Linked DNA regions of Homo sapiens: region 1 is linked to region 2. The links are chromatin loops, found by intact Hi-C in ENCODE. Cell type or tissue: gastrocnemius medialis. All regions are shown on one strand. Each heading gives the region's core, and the rest is flanking DNA. Links, peaks and the distances in the headings are about the cores only.

Region 1 (8,345 bases), core at 105-8,104, 61 kb before region 2:
ACATGGCCAATGCTATGAAGTACTACGACTGGTTAGACTCAACTCATGGGCCCACCCGAGGCAAGGAAAGGCTGGGGTCTGTGGACTCCCACCCTTTGGCCCAACTACATGAAATGAGAAAGAGGAAATTCCACAGAGAAAGGGATGATCATACAAGATGAGGAGGGAAAGGGTGATGGGAAGCAAAAACCAAAAAGTATCCAGGGAAATCGCTCTCTAAAATAGGTCTTTCCAATCTATTTACACCTGGAAATAGCAAGATTCTTATTCTGTTAGGTACTAGGGTGCTGGGAAATGTTAGAAACAACTGAAAGGCTGGAGAAAAAAAGCCCTGATTTGTACCATGTGGCAAATTCCATGGTATAAATACTCCTATATGGCTGCTCCAAGCTGCCAACCTCACATGACTGCACATGGAGCTCGGAAGATTTAATGTGTAGCAAGCAGCACAGCATTATATTCCATCCCAGATACAATGCCTATAAATGACCCCTAGAACACAGGTAATAGTAAAATGCAGTAAAATTATGAGGAAGGGATGAGTTTTTATTACATTTGTTTTCCATACAGTGTATTTAATTGCAAGTTTATATCATATACTTTTTAAATAATGGTTTTAATATCCCAGCTCTCATTGCCTCAATTAATTTCAAATTCTTCCTACCTTGGATAGTTTACACATTTACCGGTCTGGACTCGAGAGGTCCTCATGAAATTTTTGATTATCCAAGTTATATTTTTGATAGGGCAAAGTGCATTTCTCTCTTTTCTATTTTTAAGTGGAAAGTAAATATATGTTTTCTTAACTCTTAACAACTCTTCCTCTGGCTACCAGTAAATTTAGCTACACTGAAATAGAAGAACTTGTTCAAGATTTAATTGTCATTTTTTAGATAAACTCTGAAAATATACAAAACATATCCCCACAGAAAATAGGTCAAATACAAACTACATCACATTAAATGAATAAAATATAGCCTTAGAGGGACTGAAACGTGATAAAGTAACATCACTAGTTAAAACCAAGAACTCAATATAGATACATTGATAAAACAAAAATAAAAGCAACTTACTGCGGAACTACTCTTCAAAATTCAAGGAAAGAACATGGAAAAGTTCAAAGACTTGCTAACCACTAGCTCCTATTTCTTTTTGAGGGAAGAGGCCAGAAAGGGATCAGAAAATTTTCATTTTGTGTTTTGATCTACCTCTAAGATAACATATTCTGCAAATTTTCGTGACCCAAGTGGATAGGCTGAAATTACTCAGAGAAAAACTGAAAGAACTCAAAGAAAGAAGAGCTTGTATTGTCAGATGAATTATTTTTTATTAGTATGTCAGGGGATGAAGGGTGTGCAGGGAAACAAGCAAGGATGAGCGATCACTCTGGTCAAGAAGAGAATTCTCATCTTAGACCTTGGATTTAATGTCCAAGGTCCAAGGTTGGATCTATGCAAATTGCAAGTTGCACCAAATTATTTTTATAGGCACACTAGAAGGCAGGGGGTTTCTTCTTGTCCATGACTAGTAATTTCTTAAGAGAGAAAAATTATAAATCCCACTCTCACTTTGGGAGTCAAATGCTATTATCTGGAACAGTTGTTCTCTGCACAGCAGAATAACGCCACAGGCAACAGAAATATTTCTCTTTAATTAATTTTCACCAGGATCACTTTTGATTACAGACCAATGTTTAATCCAATTTTCCTACAAGTTGTGTGGGTTTGGCTTTCCCCAATGTTCTGTTTATAGCTTCTCAGTGTGTTGCTTGGAAAATGATATGAAGTTATAAAGATAGCTTAGTGACTTCATCCAAGACAGGAGGAAACAAAGAGGTGGCTCAGGAATTAGAAAATCCTTTTTAAGTGCAGTTGCCCTCTTAGGAATGGGTAACAATGGCAACCCCGTGAAACAAGCTACCACCCTCCTCACAATAGGGCAATTAGCTTGATGTGTTCAAATGAACTCATCTACTTCAAGAGTATGTGTTATAAATGCTCCTTGTCTCTGAAATTCTCTCAATATGTATTAAAAAATCCCAGTGTCTTTATTCTGGGCTATGAGAAATCTGCAGGAAATTAGAATATTGTGAAAAGGAAAAGATGACTGCTCTGAGACCAAAAATTTATCCTTAAACCTCCCAGTGCATCTTTATTCAGAAGAATGTTTCTGGATGGAAGTTACTATTTCTCAGCTCTGTGCAAGGAAATATTGAGCAAAGGTTCACTGAAGTCTGCAGCTGTCAGTTCTGGAAGCCCTGTGAGGTTGAGGAAATGATGCTTCTTGCCAACTTTAAGCAGGACTTTATAATCTGCTGACCTGGATTTAGTGGTCTCTGGGCTTCAAAAGGGTGCAACCAGGGCAAAGCAAAGGAAGAGGTGGGACTATGTGAAGAAAGAATGTAGGGTCTGACATTTGAGGAAGGAGCTTCATACTCTGAATCCAAGGGCAAGAATGAAGATCTAACCAGAGTGCAGGAAATAGGGAGGCGTGGAGCTATGGAAGAGAGAGAACAGGGAGGTGACCCAAGATGAACCCCTGAATTCATCTCTGAATTCATCTCTGTCATCTGGATTTCCATTTTCACAGGTCAGAAAGACCAATGGTCAGATGAGCTTGTTGCCTTCTTTCTCCTCATTTCTTGCTCAGATTAGCTTATGGAGGCTAGTCTGGGAAGGTCTCTTACTGGAGGCCACAGGACTGCTATGTCCCAGGAATTAGGCAATGAACCCACGAATGTCAGAAGGCCATTTGTATAAGAATATGGTACTCTGTCTTAGGAAAAATATGATGATGGGATGTAGATGTAGAAGTGTAGAATGGATGAACTTTGACACAATAAGGTATGACAGTAAAACGCTGTGTAATATCACTGTGGGATTGATGGTTTGACTGTAGCCAGGCCTGCTGCAAGCTTGGTGACACAGCAATAAATAGGAAGCAAAAGTGCATATGTACAATTGAGCAAGAATTTTTCATGCGTTAATAGGATGAATCCTTGAGTACTGACAGCATAAAAGGCTAGGCTTTTGTAACATAGATAATTTTTTCCCACAGATACTAACTTTACACAAATCTTTAGGTGGACATCTGTGAGAAAAGAGGAAGGCCTCAGGAACTACTTCCACTCACTTATATCAGTTAATTCATTTACTCAACAAATATATATAAGCACCTGACATGTGCCAGGTGCTGTTTTAGGCACCAGGAATATAGCAGCAAACAAAACATGCAAAAATCTCTGCCCTCTGAGAGCTTATATCTGGCAGGGGGAGTGAGACAATAAAACAAAAAAAATTGGTCTAGATTGAAAAAATCAATTAAAAATATTTGTTCAGGAATACATATACATGTGGTAAAACCATAAAGAAAAGTAAGAGAATACTAAACATAAAATTGTTGGTTTGACAGTAAGCTGAAGTGAAAGGGACTATAGATGCATCTGAGAGGTCATACTCAGGTGTTCTCAGGCCAAGAACAGCCCTTTGTGTTCTTGTGAGTCCTGTGAACTCAGCTCAAACGCATTTCTGTTCTGTATAGCGCTTAGCACCTTATCAGCCCAGAAAAAGACTGTGATTGGATGTAGGTAATTGAAAAAAAAAACTCCTAGTCAGACAATTTGTGTGTGTAGGAGTTGGACTAATGTCTCTGAATATTCCAACAGTCCAACTTCTAACCAGGGTGTCTGTATTCATCAGCATGGGCTGCCATAACAAAATATGAGGTAGTTTATATGATGAGGTAGTTAATATGATGAGGTAGTTTAAACAACAGAAATTTATTTTCTCAGAGTTCTGGAAGGTACAAATTCCAGGTCAAGATGCTGGCTGATTAGTTTCCTGGTGAGCGCTCTCTTCTTGGTTTGCAGACAGCCACCTTCTTACTGTATTCTCATATGGCCTTTCCTCTGCGGTGAAAAGAGAGAGAGAGAGAGAGGGAGCAAACGCAAGTTCTGGTATCTCTCTTTTCATAAGGACACCAATTCTAAAGTACTAGAACTCACACTTATGACCTCATTTAACCTTAATTACCTTTCTATATAAAGATCCTATCTCCAAATACAGTTACAGTGGCACTTCAGTATGTGAACTTGGGAGAGGGTGGGCCCAATTCAATTTATAACAATGCCTATGATAATGTATTCTGCTGTGAAACATTCTTCTGCTAACATGTTCAGGACGGCCCTCTGACCTGTGCACTTTTGCTTTTGCCACTTGTTCTCTGAATCCTTGCTTAAAGTCTGCCAAGTGCTATATGAGGTAGTTGGAATGGAGTTTCCACAAACAAACAAGCTAAAGCTAATATTTTCATCATGTCACTTTCATTCTTCTCTTATGAAAATTCATCAATCTGCTACTGGACTTTCAGATGAAAACCTGCATTTTTATATATAATTCTACTATAATTTTAGATTTATCTGACCATTATTGTTTGGAATGGTCCTAGCAAAGAATCTGTTTTATCAAATTCATGCCCTTTTAAACATGGCTGTTTATTAGCTATTTTTCTTTGTTTTTATTTTGTATTACACCACAGCTACTCAGAATTAGAGTAATCAAATTTCTGCTTCAAGATACTCATAACAGGCCAGGTGCAGTGACTCATGCCTATAATCCCAATAATTTGGGAGATTGAGGCAAGAGGATTGGTTAAGGCTAGTAGTTCAAGACCATCCTAGGCAACATAGTGAGACCCCATCTCTACAAAAAAAATTGAAAAATTAGCCAGGCATGGTAGTGCACATCTGTAGTCCCAGCTACTTGGGAGGCTGAGGCAGGAGGATGGTTTAAGTACAAAAGTTTGAGGCTGCAGTGAGCTATGGTCACACCACTCCACTCCAGCCTGGGTGACAGAATGAAATTCTATCTCTAAAAAAAAGGTTACTCATAATATTACTCCATATATGGCCTCTTTTATATCTTTGTTTGTTGGTTAGTTACCTTTAATAATGTCATCAGCATTCATGAACCTGCTACTCAGAAAAAAAAGCTAGCCTACATATGCCTTTTTGGTCCCCTTCCATGGTAACCTGTTGCTTCCCCTCACTTAAGGTAACCTCCATCCTGAAGAGGTGTTCATCATTCTCTTTTTTTTCTTTTTATTAAAATTATTTTTAAGGTTACAAAAATGAATATCAAATTGTATGTTATCTTCTAGGAATTAGTTTTATTCACTTAATAATATATAGCTAAGATGCTTTCATATTATTGTCTGTTATTGAAGGTCATTTATTTTAACCACTCTATGAAACTTTATGTGAATATAATACTGTTTATTCACCAGTCTCCTGACATGAGCTCTTGGGTTTTCTACATGTTTTGTTAATATGAACAATGGTGCTATGTGTATTGTTTCTGTGGAATTGTTGCTCACAGGGGGTGTGAATGTTCAACTTTATAATACTGCCATTGTCTGAATGTTTGTGTTCCCTCAAAATTCATATGTTGAAATCCTAACCCCCATGGTGATACTGTTGGAAAGTGTTACCTTTAGCAGGTGATTAGGTCATGAGGGTGGAGCCCTCACGATTGGATTAATGTTTTTATAAAGAGACCCAGAGAGTTAGCTATCCCCTTCACCATGTAAGAACACAGCAAGAAGGTGCCATCTAGGACCTGAAAAGCAAGCCCTTACCAGACACCACATCCGCCAATGCCTTGATCTTGGACTTCCCAGCCTCCAGAACTGTGAGAAAAAATTTCTGTTGTTTATAAACCACCCAAGTTATGGTATTTTATCTTAGCAGCCCGAATGGACCAAGACAAATATCAAATTGCTTTTCTCATGGTTTTAACATTTTGCATTCCCATCAGCAATGTAAGAGATCCTGTGGAACCACATTCTCTAAATACTTGATATTGTAAACTTCAAATTTTTTTGCCATTTAAAAGAATATAATATGCTATTAACTGTGTTTTTGTATTGTGTTTACTCCATTGCTAATGAAGTTCAATATTATTTCAAATCTTTTTTGGCCATGTGTATTTCCTCTTTTATGAAATGCATGGGTGGAATAATATTTGGAAAGAGATAAAATTAGAACCTTTCCACATTTCATATACAAAATCAGCTTCAGGTCAATTGAGAACTTCAATATAAAGAATGAAACTTTATACTCATGTTAGAATATATAAGTAAATATGTTTTAGACCTTAGTGTAGCAGAAGAGTTCCTTAACAAGACACAGAAACTATATCTATAAGACCATGATAAATTTGATTATATTAAAGTTGAGAAATTTTATTCATCAAAATACATATTCAAGATGTGAAAAAAGTTACAGAATGAAAGAAAATATTTACAATACACACTACCAACAAAATATTAGTATCAAAGTAATATCTACATTAAGAACACCTCTAAATCCTTAAGAAAGACATAAAAAATCCTATAGAAAAATAAGCCAAAGGCATGGAGATGTATTTCTTTTATTTCTCATTATATACCAATCTATTTTTAAAATTAGATATAATAAGGAAAAATGATTAAGAATATGAACTTTGCATTTTAAAAAAGCTATGGTTAAAATCCTTGCCCTGGTACTGATTAATTGTGTGATCTTTGGCAAGTTTTCTTAAACTTTCTAGGTTTCAATATTCTCAGCTGTAAAATGTTATTGTGCCATTAATTGATGAATGGATAAACGAAATGTGTTATATCCACACAAGAGAATATTATTCAGACATGAAAATGAAGTACTGACAGCTGCTACCACATGGATAAACTTTGAAAATATTATGCTAAGTTAAAGAAGCCAGGGACAAAAGGCTGCATATTGTATGATTTGATTTACATAAAATATCAAGAACAAGCAAATCCATAGAGACAGAATGTAGATTATTAGTTGCTATGGTTTGAATGTGTTCCCTCCAAAATTCATGTTGAAACTTAATCCTCATTGTGATGGTATTAAGAGGTTGGGCCTTTTGGAAAGTGGTTATGAGGGCTTTGCCCTCCCAAATGGATTAGTGCCTTATAAAGGGGTTGAGGGGAACAAGCTAAGTCCCTTTTTCTTTTTCTTTTTTCTTTTTTTTTTTGAGACAGAGTCTTGCTCTGTTGCCCAGGCTGGAGCACAGTGGCACAATCTCATCTCACAGCAACCTCCATTTCCTGGGTTCAAGCAATTCTCCTGCATTAGCCTCCTGAGTAGCTGGGATTCCAGATGCCTGCCACCATGCCCAGCTAATTTTTGTATTTTTAGTAGAGACAGGGTTTCACCATGTTGGCCAGGCTGGTCTTGAACTCCTGACCTCAAGTGATCTGCCCACCTCAGCCTCCCAACGTACTGGGATTACAGGTGTGAGCCACTGCGCCTGACCTCTTAGTCCCTTTTTTGTTCGTACCTCCCTTCTGCCATGTGAGGATGTAGCAAAAAGGCCCTCACCAGACATCTAAAGCTAGTACCTTGATCTTGAACTTCCCAGCCTCCAGAATTGTAAGAAATAAAATTTCTATTATTTATAAATATCCAGTCTTCTGGTATTTGTTATAGCAGCACTAATGGACTAAGACAGTGGTTTCCAGGAGCTGTGGAGTGGGACAATGACTGCTAATGGGTGTAGAGTTTCTGTGGTAAGGAAATGTTCTGGGATTAGATATTGATGATGGTTGCACCATCTTGTGAATATACTAAAACCCACTGAATTGTACTATTTAAACTGGTAAATTTATAGTGTGGGAATTCCATCTCACTTTTAAAAAAGAAAAAAAGTTATTGTGGGTCAGGCGTGGTGGCTCATGCCTGTAATCCCAGCACTTTGGGAGGCTGAAGTGGGTGGATCTCCTGAGGTCAGGAGTTCGAGACCAGCCTGGTCATCATGGTGAAACCCTGTCTCTACTAAAAATACAAAAATCAGCTGGATGAGGTGGCGGGTGCCTGTAATGCCAGTTACTCAGGAGGCTGAGGAAGGAGAATCATTTGAACTCGGGAGGTGGAGTTTGAAGTGAGTCGAGATCGCACCATTGCACTCCAGCCTGGGCAACAGAGTGAAACTCCATCTCAAAAAAAAAAAAAAAAGTTATTGTGAGTGTTATATAAGACAACTCATGTAAATGTCTCAGCATATTGTCTGCCACATAATAATCATGCAAAAATAATAGGTAGCTTAAAAAATGAGATTCCATTTTCTTCTGTTTTACTTTATAGCTATGAATATCTCTCTCCAGCATATATATTTTTTGGACTCGGATTTCATATAGCATTCTCCTTCAGAAATAGAATCAAAAGAATTATGATAGCTATCCATGTAAATAATAGTTACCATTTATCGAGTGCCTGCTAGATACTAGTCCCAACACTAGATGTTTTCTACGATTTACTTGTTAGATCTGTAGAACAATCTTAT
Region 2 (8,345 bases), core at 230-8,229:
AGGAGCTGGTACCATTCCTTATGAAACGATTCCAAACAATAGAAAAAGAGGAAATCTCATCTAACTCATTTTATGAGACCAGTATCATTCTGATACCAAAACCTGGCAGAGACACAACAAAAAAAGAAAATTTCAGGCCAATATCCCTAATGAACATTGATGCAAATATCCTCAATAAAATACTAGCAAACCAAATCCAGCAGCACATCAAAAAGCTTATCCACCACCATCAAGTTGGCTTCATCCCTGGGATGCAAGACTGGTTCAACATATGCAAATCAATAAATGTAATCCATCACATAAACAGAACCAATGGCAAAAACCACATGATTATCTCAATAGATGCAGAAAAGGCCTTTGATAAAATTCAACACCGCCTCATGCTAAAAACTCTCAATAAACTAGGTATTGATGGAACATATCTCAAAATAATAAGAGTATTTATGACAAACCTACAGCCCAATATCATACTGAATGGGCAAAAGCTGGAAGCATTCTCTTTGAAAACTGGCACAAGCAACGATGCCCTCTCTCACCACTCTTATTCAACATACTATTGGAAGTTCTGGCCAGGGCAATCAGGCAGAGAAAGAAATAAAGGGTATTCAAATAGGAAGAGAGGAAGTCAAATAGTCTCTGTTTGCAGATGACATGATTGTATATTTAGAAAACCCCATCGTCTCAGCCAAAAATCTCCTTAAGCTGATAAGCAACTTCAGCAAAGTTGCAGGATACAAAATCAATGTGTGCAAATCACAAGCATTCCTATACACCAATAATAGACAAACTGAGAGCGAAATCATGAGTGAACTCCCATTTGCAATTGCTACAAAGAGAATAAAATATCTAGGAATAAAACTTACAAGGGATGTGAAGGACCTCTTCAATGAGAACTACAAACCATTGCTCCAGGAAATAAGAGAGGACACAAATAGAAAAATATTCCATGCTCATGGATAGGAAACATCAGTATTGTGAAAATGGCCATACTGCCCAAAATAATTTATAGATTCAATGCAATCCCCATCAAGCTACCATTTACTTTCTTCACAGAATTAGAAAAAACTACTTTAAATTTTATCTGAGGCTGGGTGCAGTGGCTCATGGCTGTAATCCCAGCAGTTTGGGAGGCTGAGGCGGGCGATCACCTGAGGTCAGGGGTTCCAGACAAGCCTGGCCAATAGGACAAAACCCCGTCTCTAGTAAAAGTACAAAAATTAGCCAGGCGTGGTGGTGGGCATCTGTAATCCCAGCTACTCAGGAGGCTGAGGCAGGAGAATTGCTTGAACTCATGAGGCGGAGTTTGCAGTGAGCCAAGACTGGGCCACTGCACTCCAGCTTGGGCAACAAGAGTGACAGTCCATGTCAAAAAAAAAAAAATTCATATGGAATCAAAAAAGAGCCCGGATAGCTAAGACAATCCTAAGTAAAAAGAACAAAGCTGGAGGCATCATGTTCCCTGACTTCAAACTATACTACAAGGCTATGGTAACCAAAACAGCATGGTACTGATACCAAAACAAATATATAGACCAATGGAACAGAACAGAGGCCTCAGAAACAATGCCACACGTCTACAACCATCTGGTCTTTGACAAACCTGACAAAAACAAGCAGTAGGGAAAGGATTCCCTATTTAATAAATGGTGTTGGGAAAACTGGCTAGCCATATGCAGAAAACTGAAACTGGACCCCTTCCTTACACCTTATACAAAAACTAACTCAAGATGGATTAAAGACTTAAATGTAAGACCTAAAACCATAAAAACCCTAGAAGAAAACCTAGGCAATACCATTCAGGACATAGGCATGGACAAAGACTTCATGACTAAAACACCAAAAGCAATGGCAACAAAAGCCAAAATGAACAAATGGGACCTATTTAAACTAAAGAGCTTCTGCACAGCAAAATAAACTATCATTGGAGTGAACAGGCAACCTACAAAATGGGAGAAAATTTTTGCAATCTATCCATCTGACAAAGGGCTAATATCCAGAATCTACAAGAACTTAAACAAATTTGCAAAGAAAAAACAAAAAACCCCATCAAAAAGTGAGCAAAGGAGATGAACAGACACTTCTCAAAAGAAGACATTTGTGCAGCCAACAAACATGAAAAAAAGCTCATCATCACTGGTCATTAAAGAAATGCAAATCAAAACCACAATGAGATACCATCTCACACCAGTTAGAACGGTGATCATTAAAAAGTCAGGAAACAACAGATGCTGGAGAGGATGTGGAAAAATAGGAACACTTTTACACTGTTGGTGGGAGTATAAATTGGTTCAACCGTTGTGGAAGACGGTGTGGTGATTCCTCAAGGATCTAGAACTAGAAATACCATTTGACCCAGCAATCCTATTACTGGGTATATACCCAAAGGATTATAAATCGTTCTATTATAAAGACACATGCACACGTATGCTTATTGCAGCATTTTTTTCACTATAGCAAAGACTTGGAAGCAACCCAAGTGTCCATCAGTGATAGGCTGGATAAAGAAAATGTGGCACATATACACCATGGAATACTATGCAGTCATAAAAAAGGATGAGTTTATGTCCTTTGCAGGGACATGGAGGAAGCTGGAAACCATCATTCTCAGCAAACTAACACAGGAACAGAAAACCAAACACCACATGTTCTCATTCATAACTGGGAGTCGAACAATGAGAACACATGGATGCAGGGAGGGGAACATCACACACTGGGGTCTGTTGAGGGGTGTGGGGCCAGGGGAGGATAGCGTTAGGAGAAATACCTAATGTAGATGACAGGTTGATGGGTACAGCAAACCACCATGGCACGCGTATACCTATGTAACAAACCTGAACATTCTGCACATGTATCCCAGAACTTAAAGTATAATAAAAAAAAATTAATTAATTTAAAAAAGGAGTTAGTAATTGTCATTTCCATGTGAGTTTAACTCTTACTTACCTGCAACTTCAGATCTTTGAGGGGAACTTAAGGGTAGAAACATTCACTGACACAGAGGTACTTCTGAATTACCTTACCTTTGTCTTTCAGATTCTGTAAACATGGTGACTCAAGCACACTGAGTATACAGGAGCCACTGCGTAACATTGAATGTGTTTCCCAAACATGGAAGGGGAAAGAAAGAGAAGAAGAGGCAGCCACACCTAATGGAAATGAACCAGATGGTTATCAAAAGCATACAGCACTTTCAAGAGGCAGAAAAAGAGAAAATACAGAAGAGGATCAGTGGGAGGGAAGATGGGTGCTAAAGCTGAGCAAGGGAACTGCTTGTTACAATGGCTTAAACCCATTTTGGCCGCTGCAAGATGGAGTGGCACTAATGAGGTGGTAGCGCACTGAGTAAGGCATATGCTTGCCCCCTTCCCCTCTCCTTCCTCCCATGGTGCTTGTATATTTTTAGCCTGTGGGGTTGGAATAATGAATACCCAAGTGAATGTAGTGTTGGAAGGAGATTTTTTCTTGGCAAAATGGCAGCAAGGGCTGCCAAGTATCTTCTAAAATGTAAACAAATCATCCACCTCCATCAGGGAAAGATTACACACAGTATTCCTGAGTCAGTGTGGGATTTTCACCTGCTGTGGTTTGCAGTTTGAATTCTCCCCCATCATCACAAGCTTTACCACCTGGTGTGTATTAAGCACTCCATTACTCTGAGAAATCATTGGTGTTCCAGCTGCTAGAATCAAATAATCAGGCACAATTTGGGAAATAAAAATCTTCTCCCATTCCACATAAACAAGTTAGGAGGATTCTGTGGAAGTGCCACTGACTTGGGGGTCTGGGTATTCTTTTGGTTATATCACAAATCGCCACTCTTTGTGTCTATGCATTTACAGTTGTAAGGGAAGGGTGTGGGATTGAATGACATTTAAGATTCCCTCCGGCTCTGAAGCCGATGACCTAGTGTTCAGTGTGATTCTAGGCTACTTTGGGCAGAAAGCCGCTCAGTCTTCATATTCATAAAAACAACTTTCCAGAATTGCAGCACCCCCTTTCCCATCTTTCGGAATGTCTCTTTGCCCCAGGGTTATGCAGTGCCCTTACCATGCTTTCTGGACGCTCATGGCTTTCCACTACAAAGTATGGATTCTCCCTCTCACCAGGCCTCATAGGCTTGCTATGTTCTAAAATGTACCTTGTTTGAAATATCTCAATTTCTCCTCCTAACATCAACCTCACCCAAACTCACCTGTTTTCCAGCTCCTTTTCCCAGTCATACTCTCAGCCAGATAGTTATTTAAGTGATGCAATAAAAAAAATGCCCTTTTAATGATTAGATGTCTATCTTTAGTATGGGCTTAACCCAAAGGAATGGTAGTGATTTCAGTTACTATTAATACAAATGACGAAGGGATAGTTTCTTGCATCTAGAACCATTAGGGGCCCCAAATCATATACATAAGTGACTGCCTACATGTAAAGGCTACTTATCTACAGGTAATTCAATCCAAGAAACATATATCAAACACCAGACATGTACATTTTGTTGTTGTAGACTCTGGTGGCACGGAAGTTATGTTGCAAAGATAAATAAGACAGTTCTTTCCTCGAAGCAACTTAAAATTAATTTAGAGCTACAGAATCTTAATGGATTTTATCTTAATGGAGAGCATTAGATTTTTCATTGCAGTAAAATATATATAACATGAAATTTACCATTTTAACTATTTTCAAATGCATAATTCAGTAGCATGTAAGTACATTCATTGGATATTTTTATCCATTAAAACTTATTCACTTGTTGAGAGTTGTAAGTTTGAGTGTATAATAATCAGTGTTATGGTCTTCACCTTAGAGAGCTCACCTTCTAGATGTGACTTAGCCAAACAAACATGATAGGTCAAGAATTTTACGGCAGTCTGACTGCCTTCCTTCTTTCCTTTCTTCATTTTTTCTCTCATTCCCTTACTCCTGTCCTCACTCTGTTCCTAAAATAATCTAAAGCAGATTACAAACACATACAAATAACAGGGTGAAATTAGTGGAAATTTGTCAGGGAAAGTAAAGGCAAGAAAATAAGATAGATCCAGAAGTGAGTTAGTACAGAAAATGCATGCCTTAGAGCCTTGTAAACATGTAAGAGCTGGCCTTCAAGTTTTATTCTAACCCTCTCAGAGCCAGTTTAGCAGGGAAATATGATCCATTACAAGATTCACAGTGTCCTGCTGGTGACATAAAACAAAAACAGGTGCTCAAGAGCACAGCTTTTATTGATACTGAGACCAGAGGAAAAGTTCTCCTGTGGGTTGCAATTGAGAACGTACTGCATTCATTCATGCAGTCTACACAGTAATTAATTGTTATGGACTTTCTCTTATTAATACCTTTAATACAGATTAATGGCATTGTCCAAAAGGTCATTTCAGTAAAAGTAGAGTGAATCCAGTGCTCAGTGTCTGTTAATTGGACTAATCCAGGTTAGATTTTAGAGAGTCTAGATGTTACTATATTGAACATGTGCCTATGATATGAGAAAAGGAGGGAAGTATTGTTTAGGGCTACCATAGTTTGTGATGATGAAGCCTCATTGCCTACATGTAAGAGACTGCTAAGTTCTGTTTCTGTAAATGGGAAGGCCTAGTGGTATGAAGTGCTCTTCCTAAAGTAGTATTAAGAATAAGCTCAAAGGAGGAGAACAAGACTGCATGGCTTTTTGGTTCAGTGGAAGTCATTATCCACATCTGTCATGAAGTTATTTCTTCCGATCTTGAGTCTCAATGAAAGTCACATTATGGTTTGGGTTCTACATGGACAGAAATGACCAGGGTCTCTAGGAGTCTTAAAGATTAACTCATTTGTCATGATTTTTGGTCATTGAACATTTCTAGTGTGAGGAAATCCCTTGTTGCGAGAGTTGTGGTGGACAACAGGAACCACTGGAGAAGCTGTGAGTTGGAGGTGCTCTACCCCTTCCTTGTACCTGACTTGGCTGAGTGTACATCCAGACTCTAAGTCTTAAGTGAGTGGTGTAGTGATGAAGGGACTGTGAGATTTGTTCCTCGGTGTTTCTCATGGTGGTTTACAACAGTGTCTATGGGTAGTGACAGCATCCAGGGGCAGCTGAGTAGAGTGGCCAGGGAAGTATTCAGCAGCAGCTTCCTAGCTGACTATGTCTTTACTTTGGGTTTTGTGTGTTTTGTGAGCTCAATTTTCCAGCCTTCTCATTGGGCTTCTGAGTTACCCAGTATTTTCCCAATAATTATTTTTCTGCTTAAGGTAGTCAGGTTGCAATAAAGAATCTTGGTGATACAGCCCATAACGGATTCCTTCTCATGGAACTCAAAGCTAAGGAAAGATTATTTTAGTCTTGTCCAATTTCTCCAGAAAATGACACAGGGGTAAGCCGCGACTCAAGTTTTAGTTATCAAATTAGCCATGTTTTCCATGTTTAGCCATAACACACAGGCCAAACCTTAACTAGTAATAGGGAAAGACACAGTTTAGATGGAACATTTTGTTAGCCCATAGGTCTTTCATTAGGGAACTTACAAAAAATTGGATGGCCTCTACTCTGGATCTAACTTGAGAGGGCCGTATCTGTAGAGCTGATAAATTTAAAACAAATGATCAGAAATCAGAGTCCACATGCAGAATAGTCCTGGAACATCTCTGGGGTAGAAACTCTTCCTTCAGAATATTATGGTGGGCTTGAGAGCTTGAGCTTACTCATCAAGTAGAAAATCCTGGACTGAAAAGCAAGCATCCTAAGAATCATAACAGCCAGGTGGTTGGCTTTAACTTGTGAAGCTGAAAGAACAATCCCCCAAAATATGAACTTGGATCTGAATGTCTAAGTATTTATCTACTGCATTTACAAATATGACTTATGGCTTCATAACTCACATCTAGGTCTCCATCTTCATACAGCCTTCTCCTCTGTGTGTCTCTGTTCTCTCCTCTTCTGTCTCTTATAAGAACTTTTGTCATTGGATTTAGGGCCCAGCTCAGTAATCTAGGATGATTACATTTCCTTATTTGGACCTTTTTCCAAATAAGGTGACACTTGCAGGTTCTACGTGAACAGGTTTCTGGGGGGGCAACCAGCAATCAACACACTATAGCACCATTTGTTCTGCCAGAGCCAGGCCTCTGTGTGAACACAGGACAGTGTCTGTGGGCATCTATGCTGACCTGAGAGCTGACTGAGCTAGTGTTGGTTGTTTGGGTTCAGTGGGGGTTCCTCCTTCTCTCTACAGTCCCCATTGCTGGGAAGGACCCGGCTGAGGCAGAGCACTGGGAACATGATTGGTCATCCCACCTTTGCTCCCAGTGGAAGCTTTTCATTCGCAACTCTCTGCATGGCACAAAAGAAAAGAAAGTTCCTTATGTCCCCATTTCCTAAAGATTCCCATCCCTGCTTTTATTTAAAGCATTAAAAATAATTTTCTAACTCTTACTTCTATGGTTGCTTATTTTAGAGGTTCTCTACATTTATTACATTTATGCATAGGAAAAATTCACTCAATAACTCAGGCATTTTAGAATTGAATTATAAGCTATACAATTATTTGGCTTTACATTATTTAAAAGCCCAATCTTTTTTCGACTCTTAAGTATGGTGTCAAAAAAGGATTGGACTTTTAAACAGTGTGAAGCCAAATAATTGTGGCTCTCTTTCCTTTCATTCTCAGGTCACATTTTCCCTTTGCCTTGGAACTAATTCTTGAAGAATGACATTGACTGTAACCTGTACCCACATCATTTTTTTCCAGAGGAAATTGCAATATTTGATGTCTAAGTATTCAATATCAAGTGTTCCTTAAAATATCTTCTCAAGAGGCAGAAAAGGATGTAGAAATTACAGTTGGCTCTTGACTATAGACCACCCACATTCTCGTTCTCTAGAAACTGTCAGGGGTAGGCTGAAGAAGGAAGAGGAATCAAAACTCACATCCACCAACTTTGCCACTTGTTAGGCCTCAGGAAGAAACATCTTGTGAGGAAAAGCCTGGAGTTATTGACTAACATGAATGTTTTAGTGTGATCTGCACATTTTACTCTTTCTGAACCATTTGTATCTCGTATGTCAGACGACAGGAAGCTGGGCTTCATTTTGATATTCTAAATTTGAAAATTCCTCAAAGACTGAAACGTGGGTACCATATGAAGGATATTAAAAATTATGAAAGTTTGCCCATTATCTATTTCCTTGAATTCCTACTTTTCATTAGATTCATTACTTTTCTTTTTTTGTTTCTTTTTTTTTTTTTCAAGACAGGGTTTCACTGTGTCACCCAGGCTGGAATACAGTGAGATGATCTCAGCTCACTGCAACCTTGACCTCCCCAGGCTCAGGTGATTCTCCCACCTCAGCCTCCTGAGTAACTGGAACTACAGGCATG

Evidence for each region. Peaks named below come from ENCODE experiments on the same cell type or tissue, not always from the same donor. Only the 100,000 strongest peaks of a DNase experiment are listed, where the experiment ranks them.
Region 1: it touches region 2 in a loop (10-fold over the local background); 4 of 110 quality-filtered maps call a loop at or near these places.

The regions. Positions count from the first base shown.
Region 1 is chr6:118,391,760-118,400,104 of GRCh38, reverse strand. No RefSeq gene overlaps it. Among named protein-coding and RNA genes, the nearest start is that of PLN, 150 kb to the left of the region's middle. In gastrocnemius medialis, for the core only: no CTCF peak of the experiment used is centred there; no DNase peak of the experiment used is centred there; H3K27ac peaks cover 3,739 bases.
Region 2 is chr6:118,330,787-118,339,131 of GRCh38, reverse strand. No RefSeq gene overlaps it. Among named protein-coding and RNA genes, the nearest start is that of PLN, 210 kb to the left of the region's middle. In gastrocnemius medialis, for the core only: no CTCF peak of the experiment used is centred there; no DNase peak of the experiment used is centred there; H3K27ac peaks cover 4,726 bases.